Regions from separate parts of the Homo sapiens genome. Here region 1 is linked to region 2. A link is a loop called in an ENCODE intact Hi-C map of the cell type or tissue named here. Cell type or tissue: endothelial cell of umbilical vein. All regions are shown on one strand.

Evidence for each region. Peaks named below come from ENCODE experiments on the same cell type or tissue, not always from the same donor. Only the 100,000 strongest peaks of a DNase experiment are listed, where the experiment ranks them.
Region 1: it touches region 2 in a loop (1.8-fold over the local background); 2 of 110 quality-filtered maps call a loop at or near these places.

Annotation. Positions count from the first base shown.
Region 1 is chr12:89,235,708-89,243,707 of GRCh38, forward strand. No RefSeq gene overlaps it. Among named protein-coding and RNA genes, the nearest start is that of DUSP6, 110 kb to the right of the region's middle. In endothelial cell of umbilical vein, no CTCF peak of the experiment used is centred here; DNase peaks (open chromatin) are centred at 754 and 3,104; H3K27ac peaks cover 1,710 bases.
Region 2 is chr12:89,082,216-89,090,215 of GRCh38, forward strand. No RefSeq gene overlaps it. Among named protein-coding and RNA genes, the nearest start is that of LINC02458, 67 kb to the left of the region's middle. In endothelial cell of umbilical vein, no CTCF peak of the experiment used is centred here; DNase peaks (open chromatin) are centred at 2,896, 3,366 and 5,906; H3K27ac peaks cover 1,518 bases.

The DNA.
Region 1 (8,000 bases), 150 kb after region 2:
TTTCTCAAGATAGTGGAGAATTGAACAAATTTAAAGGTTGGTGGGAACGACACAGTAAAGAGGAAGAGGTTTAAGATAAGAGAAAGCAAAAAGATAATCAACACCGGGAGATCTCTAAAGTACAGGAAGGGAGGTTTCCTTCTTCAGGAAGCCTCCTCTGACCTCTGCCTACCCCTCCTCCTCTCCTTCCTCCATACTGCAGAGCTGGTGTCAAGTGTGCTTAGGTCTATTACTGTGCTTATCCAGGGGAATTGTAACTCGGTTTATGTCACTGTCATGCCACTAGGTTATGAGCTTAATTAGGGAAGGGATGACTTCAGATTCACCTTTTTATCACTAAGAACTAGCACAAAATCTGGTACATAAAAAATAATAAATATTTGATGAATGAATGAATGGATGAAAGAAGCAATAGACAAGCAGACACATGGACAGACAGACTCAATAAATATATGTATAATGCCTACTGTGTGCCCTTGCTCTGGGCTCTGATAATTGACCAGTGCACAAAACAAAACCCATGAACAAGTGAATTGAGGAAAGGACATGAAATTGTGGAAGAAAAAATAAAAACAGTCCAATGAAACATCATGAACCAGCACTTCATAAATTCAAGAATGTTGAGGTTTTAGAAGGGACACCATACTTCTTCACAGCCAATTTCTTTCACGTGGGAAGAGAGGATTTGCTTACCATTTATAAAGATTGAGTATAGCCTTGTTCCCTCATTTCCTGTTTCTCAGGATACTTGTAATCTATGAATCACTTGCTTGAATTTGCCTTTCTCTACAAGCTCTCAAAGGTGGGTTGCACTGTTGCCAGTTTTTACCAAGAGAGATGTATATCCAAGCTTCCAGGGTACAAAGCCCTGACTGTGGTTTACTCCAATGTGCCTTCCCACTCAGGATTTCAGTCATCCTTATGTTCTCCTACCAAGAATAAAGGGAAAAGATGGGAACACACATATGGACATTCCCCTGTAGTCAAGCAACCACTAAGAGCAGGGTATTCGGGGATATTGCTCAAACATTTCCAAACACGAATGTCTATGTTTGAATTATTAGTGCACATCCAGGAAAAACCCAGACCTCACAGACAGGAGTGATTGAGGCACCAACACACAACAACACTACCGTGATGTGATGTCAAGAAACTATTCCAGGTCACTTATGCAAGTGACAGAAAAGTCACCCAAACAAACATATAAAGAAACATGGCAGTCTCTGTGCAGCATTTAAGAATCCACATTGTAAAGACTCTTGGATATCAGATGCTAATCAAACACTCATTTTTTCTCTTTCCTTACTTCCCTTACTGTGGTCAGATTTTCAAAAATAAGAATTGAATCCTTTCTTGACTCTTCTTACTCTGAAACTCAGTTCCTCATCTTGGTTTGGCCCTTTACTTTTATCCAGTTACGCTTTTCTCCCAATGATATTATCCAATTGAGCAATCACTTCTACATAGATTGCTCTCAATTCTTTGGCCATGAGCTCAGACCTGTATTGTAATCTTCTAGCCGGATATCTGGATGTTTCTCCAATACCACAAAACAAACATGTTCAAAACCAAAGTCATCCTCTTCCTCCACAAAACCAGTTCTTCCACTTGACTTTCCAGCTTCTATTAATGGTGCCACTGTTCTACTGGCCAGAAATCTCAATCATCATTGACTCTTTCCTCTCTTTTATCCCTCCCTCTCGTCCATTCTTAAATTCTACAGCAAAGTTATCTAAGACTCATTTCTAATATTTCACTCCCATTTATCCTCCTTAATATTCAACTTTTTGTTTTATTTTCACTACCTCCACTCTAGTTCAAGCTCTTATGTCGTCTCACCTGGACTATTGCAAACACTATTACTGGGAAAATAACATTCCATAATCTGATAGATTTATATTCAAACTCTAGTTTTATTTCTTTCTAGGTGTGTGGTCTTGAGCAATTTTCCCAAACCCTCTAAGCTTCAATTTGCTCCATTAAATGGTGGATCATTTCAGGAGTATATAAGACGATGTAAAGTTAAAGCATTTAGTATATAATAGTTCAATGGATCAATTACTATTCCCCTAAAAAAAAGTGTTCTAATCATGTCCTTTCCATATTCATAAACCTCAAATGACTTCCTTGTTTCTACAAAATAGGACCCAGTTATTTATCTGCCTTCTACAACATCACCCAAGCTATTTTTCTAGCCTTCATCTCCCAAACTGGCGTTTTCAGTCTTCCCCAAACACACCCATGTGTTTACTCTGATGATCTTTACAACTGATACAACTTTCCCATTAATCTCCACCAGTCAAAATTCTACCATCCTTTTAGAAACAACTCAAATGCTACTCCCTTTGTGAGATCTAATTCTGATAATCAAATATGATTTCTTCTGCTTTTGAATCTCCTTTGCTTTCTTGATATTTTATTATAAAATTTGTCATATTTGTATTCATACTAGTCTCATGTGTGTCTTTGTTTTATTCTAAGTATGGGACTGTGAGCTGTCTAACTTCCTGTCATCTCTAAAGCCTAGTACTTTTCACTTATTTAACGCACAGAAAATGAGCTAAATTGATTTTAAGGACGTATCCCTGGAAGAATAGCATTTATTTATCTGTTAGAATACTAACTTGACAAGAGCAATCATTTTTTTATTATTTTAATCAATGATATATCCCAAGCTCTTAGAACAATGATTAGAATATAGTGAGTGCTCAAAAACTATCTTTTGAATGACTTTATAATCCAATATTATCCTTTAAGCCAAGAAAAAAATCCCATATAATCCAATTCTTTAACGTTATGCCAATTAGCAACACCTAAGCTCTCCAGAGTCTTATATTGGGGACATCATATCATTGACAGGAAGTGGGCACCAAGTGTCCACCCAGTGAGAGTACCCAAAGAAAGAGAGCCCTGTCCACTTCTACATGGATTGCAGCCTTCTCTACAGCTGCCTGATCCCTTCCAATTACCCAACATGCATCTTTCTATCTGGCTTGGACACTGGGCCTGCGCTTTGGCAGGGGCATAAATTAAAACCCAAGAGAACAATCACAGGAACACTGGCCTCTGAAGTCAAGGCCAGCCAGCAGTATGATGCAGGCACCGAATGTCACCTTCCTTTCCTTCAGTCAGAATCCTAAACCACTTGCCAGCCAAGCCAGAGACAGAAAAACACTGTTAGGCTGTTGGCCAAAATCCCCAAGCAGTCCACAGACATTATTTTGCTAACTCTGACACAGTTTTAAACTGTGCCTATATAGATCCAGCCTGTTCACTCCCTACCATGGTAGCTGGGGGAAAACAACAAGTGAAGAGATGAAAACCTTAAAGTCAAACAGACCTGGCTCTGAATGCTGGCTCCACCACCGACAGGCAATGCAGTTGTGGATATAGTTTCAATCTCCGGGGCTTCAGATTTCTTATCTCTAAAATAATACCCACCTTATAGCATTGTTATAAGAATTAATGCTAATATATGTAAAGCAGCAGGCACCTAGCTATCACTGTTGGTGTTATTACTATTATTAGACTAGAGATCAAAGAGAATAATCACAGGGATTAAGCCAGCTTTCCTAACACAATCCTAAGAATTCATCTTGACCAATTCTCTTGAATATGGCTCATTTTGTCCCTTTAAAGAATAATGCTAAGTTTCTAAGAAAAATAATCAAGGAAGGATACTAAGCATCTAAAACCCAACTGATGATAAAAACCTTCACATGAATTTTCAGAACTTATCTTTGCTATCCCTGGCAGAAAGTTTATGGGCTTGACCTCATTTTCCCTCATCCCCTGAACCTGAAGACTCTAACAGTGCCCTTGAGGTCTCTATACCTCTACGTCACTGTCATCTACAAGGGTCCACCTCTTCTCAGCAGTTTGCCTTCACTCCTTAACATCCCTTCATCAGCCTTGTCTTTCCTTGGCCCCCCCACCCCCCATCACACACTCCAGACTCCTTCAGCCACCCTGCCGCCTCCTCCACCCTTACTCACACCCACTCTCACCTTCATTGCTATGACTGCCAGGCCCTAGAGAGAGGAGTGAGGGGTAAAAGAATGAACTTCTTTTGTTTACAGCAACCACAACCTGCCAAAAAAGCCAGCAGCTCTACACCTGCTCAACTGTCACCCATTGTTTTTACTCTACTGACTGAAAATTAAAGTCCCTGGTCTGACTGCATCTGAAACACATACTTTCTAAGGTTTATTTTGTATCCTCTACCTTTTTAATATTTTTAAATTTTTTATTGTTGTGGTTACATAGTAAGTATATATATTTATGAGGTACAGGAGATATTTTGATACAGGCATGCAATGCATAATAATCATATCAGAGCAAATATATATAATTCAATCATATAATTATAATATATAATTTAATTATACTCTTAGCTATTTTTAAGTGAACAGTTAAATTATTTTTTAATATAGTCACCCTACTGTGCTAGCAAAAACCACATCTTATTTATTCTTTCTATTTTTTTGTACTGATTAATGGTCTCCCCTGCACCTCCACCCTCCAACTCCTGACTACCCTTCCCAGCCTCTTACAACCATCCATCTATATTCTATCACTATGAGTTCAATTGTTTTAATTTTTAGCTCCCACAGGTAAGTGAGAACATGCAATGTTTGTCTTTCTGTGCCTGGCTTATTTCACTTAACATAATGACCTCCAGTTCTATCCATATTGTTGCAAATGACAAGGTCTCATTTTTCTATGGCTGAATAGTACCCTCTTGCATATACGTACCACGTTTTCTTCATCCATTATTCTGTTGATAGACACTTAGGTTGCTTCCAAATCTTGGCTATTATGAATAGGGCTACAATAAACATGGGAGTGCAGATATCTCTTCAATATGCTAATTTCCTTTCTTTTAGGTATATATTTAGAAATGGGATTGCTGGATCGTATGGTAGTTCTATTTTTACTTTTCTGAGGGACTTCCAAACTGTTCTCCATAGTGATTGTACTAATTTACATTCCCGCCAACAGTGTGTGAGGGTTCCCTTTTCTCCACACCCTCACCACCATTTGCTATTGCCTGTCTTTTGAATAAAAGCAATTTTAACTGTAGTGAGATGATATCTCATTGTAGTTTTGATTTGCATTTCTCCAATTATCAATGATATTGAGCACCTTTTAATATACCTGTTTGCCACTTATATGTCTTCTTTCGAGAAATGTCTGTTCAGATCTTTTTCCCATTTTTAATTGGATTACTAGACTTTTTCCTATAAAGTTGTTTGAGCTCCTTATATATTCTGATTATTAATCCCTTGCCATATGGGTAGTTGGCAAATATTTTCTCCCATTCTGTGGGTTGTCTCTTCACTTTGTTGATTGTTTCCTTTGCTGTGGAGAAACTTTTTAACTTGATGTGACCTCATTTGTCCATTTTTGCTTTGGTTGCCTGTGCCTGTGGGGTATTACTCAAGAAGTCTTTGCCCAGTCCAATGTCCTGGAGAATTTCTCCAATGTTTTCTTTCAGTAGTTTCTTTTAGTAGATTGTTTGAGATCATAGATTTTGTAAGTCTTTAATCCATTTCTATTTGACTTTTGTATAAGGCAAGAAAGGATCAAGTTTCATTCTTCTGCATATGTACATACAGTTTTCCCAGCACTATTTATTGAAGAGACTATCCCATCCCCCAATGTATGTTCTTGGCATCTTTGCAGAAAATGAGTTTACTATAGATGTGTGGATTTATTTCTAGGTTCTCTATCCTGTTCCAGTTGTCTATGTGTCTATTTCTTTTTATGTTGGTACCATACTGTTTGGTTACTATAGCTCTGTAGCATAATTTAAAGTCAGGTAATGTGATTCCTCCTCTAGTTTTGTTCTTTTTACTTAAGATAGCTTTGGATACTCTGGGTCTTTTGTGGTTCCACATAAATTTTAAGATTGTTTTTTTCTATTTCTGTCAAGAACTTCATTGGTATTTTGAAAGAGATTACATTGAATCTGTAGATTGCTTGGGGTAGTATGGACATTTTAACAATATTTATTTTTCCAATCCATTAACATAAATATCCTTTCATTTTTCTGTGTCTGCTTCAATTTCTTGCATCCATATTTTATGGTTTTAACTGGAAAGTCTTTCACTTCTTTGGTTAAGTTAATTCCTAGGTATTTAATTTTATTTGTAGCTATTGTAAATGGGATTACTTTCTTGATTTCTTTTTCAGATTGTTCATTGTTGGCATATAGAAATGCTACTGATTTTTGTATGTTAATTTTGTATGCCGAAACTTTACTGAATTTGCTTATCAGTTCTAATAGTTTTTCAGTGGAGTCTTTAGGTTTTTCCAAATGTAAGATCATATCATCCGCAATCAAGGATAATTTGACTTCTTTCTTTACAATCTGTATGTCTTTTATTTCTTTCTCTTGTCTGATTGCTCTAGCTAGGACTTCCAGTACTAGGTTGAATAACAGTGTGGACAGTGGGAAGCCTTGTCATGTTTCAGATCTTAGAGGAAAGGCTTTCAGTTTTTTCTCTATTCAGTAGATACTAGCTGCAGGTCTGTTGTATATGGCTTTTATTATGTTGAGGTATGTTTTTTCCATACCAGTTTTTTCAGGGTTTTTTTTTTTAATCATAAAGGGATGTTGAATTTTATCAAATGCTTTTTCAGCATCAATTGAAATGATCATATGGTTTTTGTCCTTTATTCTGTTGATATGCTGTATGACATTGATTGATTTGTGTATATTGAACCATGTTTGCATTACTAGGATAAATCCCATTTGGTCATGATGAAATATATATATTTCTTGGAGTCTCCATTGTACAGGCTGGAGTGCAGTGGCACGATTCTCAGTTCACTGCAACCTCCATCTCCCGGGTTCAAACAATTCTCCTGCCTCAGCCTCCTGAGTAGCTGGGATTACAGGCATGCTCCACGACACCCAGCTAATTTTTTGTAGAGATGGGGTTTACCATTTTGAACAGGCTGGTCTCAAACTCCTGACCTCAGGTGATCCACCCGCCTTGGCATCCCAAAGTGCCGGGATTATAGGCGTGAGCCACTGTGCCTGGCCTGAATGATCTTTTTAATGAGTTTTTGAATTCAACTTGCTAGTATTTTGTTGAGGATTTTTGCATAAATATTCGTTAGGGATATTGGCCTATAGTTTTCTTATTTTTTTGATTGTCTTTGTCTGGTTTTGGTATCAGGGTAATATTGAGAATGAGTTTGAAAGTGTTCCCTCCTCCTCTATTTTTTGTAATAGTTTGAGTAGAATTGGTATTAGATCTTTAAATGTTCAGTAGAATTCAGCAGTGATGCCATCAGATCCCAAGCTTTTCTTTGCTGGAAGCCTTTTTATTACACCTTTGATCTTGTTACTCATTATTGGTCTGTTCAGGTTTTAGATTTCTGCACGATTCAATCTTGGTAGGTTGTATGTGTCTAAGAACTTGTTCTTTTCTTCTAGATTTTCCAATTTATTGACAAACACTTGCTCATAGTAGCCACTAATGATCCTTTGAATTCCTGTGGTATTGTTTGTAATGTATCCTTTGTCATCTCTGATTTTATTTATTTGGATCTTTCTCTTTTTTTCTTAGGTAGTCTGGCTAAATGTTTGCCTATTTTGTTTAACTTTTCAAAAAACAACTTTTTGTTTCATTGATCTTTTATACTGTTTTCTTCATTTCAAATTCCTTTATTTCTGCTCTGATCTTTATTATTTATTTTCTTCTACTAATTTTGAATTCAGTTTGCTCTTGCTTTTCTAGTTCTTTAAGATGCATCATTGGGTTGTTTATTTGAATTTTTTCTTATTTTTCAATGTAGGCACTTACAGCTATAAACTTCCCCCTTAGTATTGCTTTTGCTATATCCCATAGATTTTGGTATGTTGGGTTCTTATTATCATTTATTTCAAGACATTTTTCAATTTCCTTCTTAATTTCTTCATTGAGCATCTCCTCCGAGCCACAGGTCACCCAGTCTACATCATTTCTCATCTGTCAATCACACCACCT
Region 2 (8,000 bases):
AGAAAAGCTGTGCCTCATCTTCTTGCTCTAAGAGGATTTGGGTTTAATTTCCTTTTCCATTCTGCCAAAGGCAGTAAAGAAAAGAAAGATCTCAACCTTGCTGAGGGAAGGAAATGGCAGGGATGGCATTGAGAATGGCAGAATAGCTCTGGACAAGGTCATGGCAATTGATGAACATGCCCAGAGGTGCATACTTTGGGGCTGGCAACAGAAAAAAATGCCAAGCAAGCTGAGCAGCATGGAGCAGTGACAGACAACGAGAGGAAGCAAGGGAGTAAGGCCAACTCTGAGGAGTATATGCAGCAGATGAAATCTGAGGCACCTCACTGCCTTTGCTGTGAGTAAAGATAGAATGAAAAAGTATGTAATGGATCCCTTAGGTATTGTGCTGTTAAAATTAGTCACTGACAGACTAAGAAGTTCTGGGAAGTTTTGTGAACAGGAAGAAGGTCATTATCATCAGCATCATAATATACATTCACTGGGCATTTCCTATGGCCCAGGAATTGTGCTAGCTCTTTGCATGCATTATCTCTTTCGTCCCCACAACACTTCTATATGGTAGGTATTGTACTTCCCTACATTGGTATGGCTTTTTTTACAAAAGAAGAGGAAAGGGAACTCCTTGGAAGGTTGAGAATCTTGCCCAAAATCACACAGCTGACACTTGGCAGAGTGAGCACTGTTTCTCAGGTCTGTCTCACTCCAAAGGTGGACTCTTTATTTTTTATTTTTATTTTATTTATTTATTTATTTATTTTGAAATGGAGTCTTGCTCTGTGGCCAGGCTCGAGTGCAGTGGCACGATCTCAGCTCACTGCAACCTCCGCCTCCTGGGTTCAAGCAAATCCCCTGCTTCAGCCTCCTGAGTAGCTGAGACTACAGGTGCATGCCACCATGCCCAGCTAATTTTTTGTATTTTAGTAGAGACAGGGTTTCACCATGTTGGCCAGGATGGTCCCGATCCCCTGACCTCATGATCCGCCCGCCTCAGCCTCCCAAAGCGCTGGGATTACAGGCGTGAGTAAACGCACCTGGCCAGGTGGACTCTTTAAACAACGCTAAAGCACTCCCAGCAGTCCTGCCTTGGTTTTCTGCTTAAGGTTTTCATTTATAATAGTCATATTCACTTATCAACTCATTAATGCGGCGAAGACTTATAAGGAACTAGTAAGTGCCAGTCCCAATGCTCAGCAATGGGGAAACATTTACAGACAAAAATTAGCAGGATCCCAGCCCTTTTAGAGCTTTCAGCGTAGTGGAGGTAATAGGCATAACCAAATGATTGTACAAATAAATGTGAAATGAAAAATCTGACAAATACTATGCAGGATTTGAAAGCAGAAGAGTGGGAGGCATTTGCTAAGTCTGAAGGTTCCCTACAAAAGAGACCAGTGAGTTGACAATAGAGAATGAGTAGAAAATAACTAGGGAAAGGGTGGTGTTGAGAGCCGTATTTCATCGTGTAGTAAAGCCCTGTGGTGGGGAAGAGGGAACAGGACATATTGGAGGAAATAATAAAAAGATAAAGGGTTATTACTGAGGCTACAGAGAGAAAAAGATAAAAGGTCTCTGGAGGATTTAAAAAAATAGTAAAGTCCTAAAAAAGAAAAAAAGCAGAATCTCACATATGTTTAAATGTTGAGAGGAAGGACTCGGTAATAATAAGAGCCAACATATATCTTGTTGGTCATACATTCCTTATACAAATATATGTATATGTTTTACATATATTTATTCATTTAATCTTCCTTATAAAACTTTGAAAAATGGGTATTCTTACTATCCTCATTTTATAGATAAGGAAATAGAAGCACAGAGTTTAAGTAACTTGCCCAGCTAGTAAGTGTCAGAGCTCCAGGATCATTTATCTTAACCAATATGGAAGGGGATAAATATATTAGAGAAAGTATAATCGATAGGTGGAGGTAGTAGTTCTTCAATCTCAGTCTACATTAGAATCAGCAAGTGTGCTCATGAACATTCAGATTCCCATACATTACCTACCTTCTAGGTTTCTGAATTAATAGGTCTAGCCTTTTTCAACACCAAGTCCAGGTGATTCTGATGCAGGTGCTCCAGGGGCAAAGCATGAGTGCAGAGGTAGAGAGATTGCTATTTTTCCTAGGGGAGGTTGGGAGATTTCCTTCTAATGGCTTCTATTTGTTCTCAGAAATATAATATAGCAAACATGAATACTACAAGACAAACTTGAGTGTCATCTCAAAGACTCTCATCAACTACGAAAGGATTGAGAACAACCCGTCCCTGACCTTGAGAATTACGGTCCTGGTGGACTGCTGCATTTCATGCCCACTCTTGTACCAAGAGGAGCTAAAGAAGGCTTTATGTCTGTTCCTCCAAAAATTGCAGGAAGGAGTATATATCCTACAAGAGTGATAGGAAGGCCAGGTGATTGAGGAAAGACTAGATGAAGTGTTGAGATAAACTAAGTCAGCCAAGGGCACAGTAGGCTAGAAGCCCTATAAGAAGAACCCAGTAAGATCCAGAAGAGGAAAAGATATATTTATGGCTGAAAGGGAAGTACATGGGAGACTTGGTTTATTTACAGTGTCCTTGTGTTTGCAATGGGCATTGTTTAAAACTTCTTTTATCCCAGAATTATTTCCCAGAACTTCCTACCAGGTCTCCCAGAACACCGAGATTTACATCTGAAAAACCAGTGCACAACGGGGAACATCTGTGGTCTTCAACTTACACAGCTAATGGCCTTTCCCCCACTCTTACATCACCAGGGACCACAAGCCAACACATGCTGTAAGGATGTAACCAGCTGTAGGGAAAACATTCATTATCAGAGAGAATTACCCAAGTCCTAAATACTCGGCTATGCAGGAAAAATAAAATTCTACTTAATGGAACTAGCAAAAGTTGACTTTTTGAAAGGCTTTCATGGGTCATTCTCATTGCCTATTTCAGTCACCCTTAAGTCACAAATCTACAACTGGAGTCTGTGATGTTCAGGCAACTCTCAACTATCTGTACATCCAGCAATTTATAATCCACATATAACCCAAATGCTGCATTTAGCTAGTAATCTCCACTGCCTCCTCCTCATCATCCGTAAATAACTTCCCTGGCACCTTTTACTAGAGGAAGATGCTTTTCTTGAGTTTAACTTTGTCTCCCTTCAGCTTTCTACTGTGAACTGAAACAGTCAATGTTCAAGTGTAAAGTAGTACCCCACGAAAGTGAACTAGGTACAAAATGTGGCATCCCTACCCCCACCTCCTCGTGAGTTTGTGGGAAGAGGGTGTAGTACACTTACTAAGTTGAACTATAAGCAGAACTTCCCTAGGTAGCCAGAGGAAAATGTCCATGAACTCAAGCCAAGCCAAAGCTGCCATTCCCAGCCTTGTGGGCAGCCAGCCCACCCTTTCGGAAGTGCCTCAGACAGTGCTTTGTTATGTTTCTCCAGTGAGGAAGCTTCCTGTAGGTCGCGGTGTCTCCTGCCTTGCAACCATGAGAATAGCTGGAGCTCAGTCATCTGTCCCCCTCATCCTGTCAGAAGGAAGGGTCAGAGAATTCCCATTTAAACAACCTTAGCAGAGTTGATGGAAAAAACATGAGAAGAAGGAAAACTCCTGAGAGTCCAAATGGTTGTGGAAAATTATTTATACACACACACACACACACGCATCACAGTCTATATGTGTATACACACCTATAATGTATATATATTTATAATACAGAAAAATAATAAATAATATGCCTAATAGATTATAAGTATATACATATATAAACATACACATATATGTATATATACATGTAGATATGTGTACATATGTATGTATGTGTTTTATATATATTATGTTTATTGTTTGTGTATTTATAAATATATAAAATATTGCCCTATCTTCCTCTCCACACATATTGGCTCGGATTTCACAGTGCTTCCAAGCATAACCAAAAGACTCAAAAGAATGAAAATTAAAAACACAATGCCAGTTTCCAGCAGGATGGGTGGTAGTTGTCAAAACTTGATGTTCAAAGCCAGGATTAAAGGCTGATCTAGCCCATGGTAGACAGGTGCTTGAGGAAAGGAAGGATTTGGCAACTGCTTCCAATATCCTTCCATCTCCAAACATACAAGTTCAACAACCCACATTGTTCCCTTATTCTTTGTCCAAATGAGAAGAAATGCTTCTGCGAAGACATTTGTTTTAGCTTCCAAATGGTCTCGGAACACCCTGAACATCCTAGAATCTGCCTGCTGGGTGGAAGCAGGGTGGGAAAAGACATGCTGACGACCACTTGGGTGGCAGGCTGTTCCTTCCATGCCCAAGGCATCTGTACTTTGAAGTTCGGAAAACTTCCTCCATGGCACACTGATTTCCATACACTTTGATTCTTCAAGACTTTAAGTGATATGATAAGATAAACTTCCCCCGAAGGAACAAGGACAGCTGAGGAAGAAGTTATAAATGTTCCCAAAAAATCCCCTAATAATCAGAGCAGTCCATAGCAAAGTACTGTAGGCCTGTTGTTGAAAAGAGAAAACTCTGCCTTCTTTATGATAATCACTTTACTAATGGAAGTGTGTTTGTGAAGTGCAAATCTCCTTAGATGAGTGAAAAGTTTCTTTTTTCTAAACTGCAGAATGAGATTGCCTGTCCCAAAGCAAACACGACAGGTGCATGTGATCTTTCTTCCAGCTGTTTTGGTTATTTTCTTTCTTTTCTTTTTTTTTTTTTTTTTACATTTTTTTGAGGCAGAGTTTCACTCTTGTCACCCAGGCTGGAGTGCAATGGCGCGATCTTGGCTCACTGCAACCTCCACCTTCCAGGTTCAAGCAATTCTCCTGCCTCAGCCTCCTGAGTACCTGGGATTACAGGCACCCACCACCATGCCTCGCTAATTTTTTTGTATTTTTGGTAGGGAAGGGATTTCACCATGTTGGCCAGGCTGGTCTTAAACTCCTGACTTCAGGTGATCCACCCACCTTGGCCTCCCAAAGTGCTGGAGTTACAAGTGTAACCCCACCACGCCCTGTGAGGCCATGTGGGGTTACATGTGAGCCACCACGCCCTGCCTGTTTTCGTTATTTTCCAACTCAGAGAAGGCCAGCCTGGCTTCATTCTTACTGGCTGGATTATTGTCTGACTGTTAGCACACACGTTTACCTAAGGATAAAAAGTCTCCAATGCAAATCACTGGTATTTAAACAGTTCTAAATCAACAGGTTCTCCCATGGGATTGTGTGTGAGCTGCTCGATATGAAAAAAACAGAAGCCAGCTCTGAAACTAAAGGACATAAAGGTCCTTTGCTACTAGAATGCTCATAAATGCCTCTGACAAGCATTTGAGACTCTCTGCAATCTACTTCCACCTGCCTTTCTAGGCATCACACCCCTGTCTTCAAATCAGGTCCTTGTCTCAAGCCCCATCAAGCTGCTTCCTGCCTTCGTTTTCAGCATAAATCACCCCACTAGCTTTTCTTGTCCTCTCTCCTTGCCCTTACCCTTGGGATTCTAACCAGCCTGAGGAATTCAGCTCCTTATGTACTTTAGAATTCAGACCACTGCATTCTCTTTCCTCTAAATTTTGTTGTACTCTTAAAATTATCCCTTCAAACTCTTCTTTTCTCCAGTTATCAGTACTAAACAAGTAATTGTTTCCCTAACTACATATAAACAAATTTTAAAATGCTATCTGTGGTATGAAAAATACTAAAACATGTTAATGGATAGAGGAAGAGTAGGGTGGAGGTAAAATTTTAGATAAGAGATAAGAAAAGATATTGTTGAAGAGGATACCTTTGAAATGAACAAAGGAAGCCTGCCATCAAATGGCTGAGAGGAGAATGTGAAGAATTTGAGACACTTGGCTTGAGAGGACCCCAACTGGTGTTTCAGAAACAAAAAGGAAGCCGGCTCAGGATGAGGAAAGTGATAATGATGCATTCAGAAAGGAGGGCAGTGGGAGATTATGTGGGTCCTTGTTGGCTGGACAAGAAGTTGGATTTTCCTCTAGTGCAATGGAAAACCTTTGGAGGACTTTAATTGAGGAAGTGATATAAGCCAGTTTATGTTTTCAAAAGAGCTCTCTATTTGCAACGTGAAGAAAAGACAGGAGGGAGGTAAGACCAAAGGCCTGGAGCTGACTTGCTGGGATTCCAGGTGAAAGGTAAGAGAGGCTTCCCTAGGATGGTAGTGGTGAGATGAGAGAAAGTGGAGGGATTGGGGACATATTCTGAAGATGCAGTCAACAATTTTTGATGATGAATTGAATACAGTTTATAAGGGAAAGAAAATAATCCAGAATAACTGCTAGATTTTTGACCTAAGCAACCAATGTGACTTGGCCAATGTTATATTATATCCAGTCAATAAACACTATGATTATCTTCCAATTACTGAATATTTATCATGTGTTTTGTATGCTTTAGCCATTGTTTATAATCATTAGACAAGCCTGTGAGTAGCTATTGTGACCAGCATTAAACTGATGAGGAAAATGGGGCTCAAGAAGTGAATTTGCCCAAAATCACACAGCTAAGCCAGGTTTCAAATCATGGCCAGTGGGACTCCAAAATGTGTACTCTCTCCATTCAGTTACTACTCCCTTAGCTTGTCCTCTGATTGCTAGATGTACTTTACCACTGAAGTTTGTCCTTCAGTTGTGTAGGCATAGAAGAGATTGGACAGCAGGAAACCATAAGTGAACTCCACTCCTCTCCGGATGGTGGATCATATAGATTATTTTTTCTTTACACATTTAGGTTATTGGGGTTCTTTGTTTTGTTTTCTATAAGGAAAACTGGGGAATCAAAGCCAACTCTGGAGACAAACTGTATTCCAATTCCAGCCCTACACATAATATTTGTATATGCTTCAGCAAGTTTCTTAGCTGTGAAGAGTGTTAATTTCCTTGTCTATAAAGTGTGTATATAATAATATTTACCTGGGCAGGTGGTATGAAGATTAAATGAGAAATGTAGGAAGCATTTAATGCAAAGCCAAGTAAAAATGACAAGTAGAAAACTCTTAAATAAGTGGTATATATTTTAGTGGGAGCTCCCAAGAGTAGACATCAGGACACAAACAATTATTCAAGTCAGTATTTTATTTTCTGTAATTTATTTCTGTCTTACTAGGTGAGGCAACTCAGACAAAAGAGAAAGTGACTTGCCTAATAGTCAAGATAAATTAGAGTCAGGACAAGAATTCCCACTTCCTAATTCCCTGAACACATCCACTAAATCACCCAGTCTCTTGGGTATTGTGTGTTTTTTAAACTGCTACCCAAATGATTGCTCCTGTATTCTGTAAGCACCCAAATCACAGCTGCTACAGACTAGCCATTCGAATAAATAAACTAGAAAGTCATGCAATCAGGCTCAGAAGACTCCTAAATCAAATTTCTGCTAAGGATACACACTACTGAAAAATCTACTGCTCGTAGGAAAATTGTCAGTATGGCTTTAAGAGTTATTTTCATTTGGGATATATACAATCCTTAATCTGTGTGTCTTAAAAGAAATACATTTTCTACTCTACCCTATCAAGTCACAAGACGTAAGGAATTCTGATCTTCAACACAGAGATCCCTTGTCCTTAGGCTAAAACAATTCCTTTGAGGTTATTGTTAGAATGAGAAGCCGTTCTGATGCCTCCTTGATGATCAAAATTACCTGAAGAATTTAGTAAAAATGATTTCTCCATCTCCAAACTCTCAGAGATTCTGATCCAGTAGGTCTGTGGTGGGGTCTAGGAATAAATATTTGTTAAAATCTGTTTATTAGCCACCAACAAGGCAAATCAAAATCACAATGTGATATATCACACCCATTGAAATAGCTCTGATCAAACAGACAAGTTTTGATGAAGATGTGAAGAAATTTGAATTCTCATACACTGCCAATGGGAATGTAAAGTGGTATGGCAACTTCGGAAAACAGTTGGGCAGTTGGGCAGTTAAACATAGAGTTCCCCCTTGTCCCAGTAATTCCTCTCTTAGGTATTGATATGGTTTGGTGT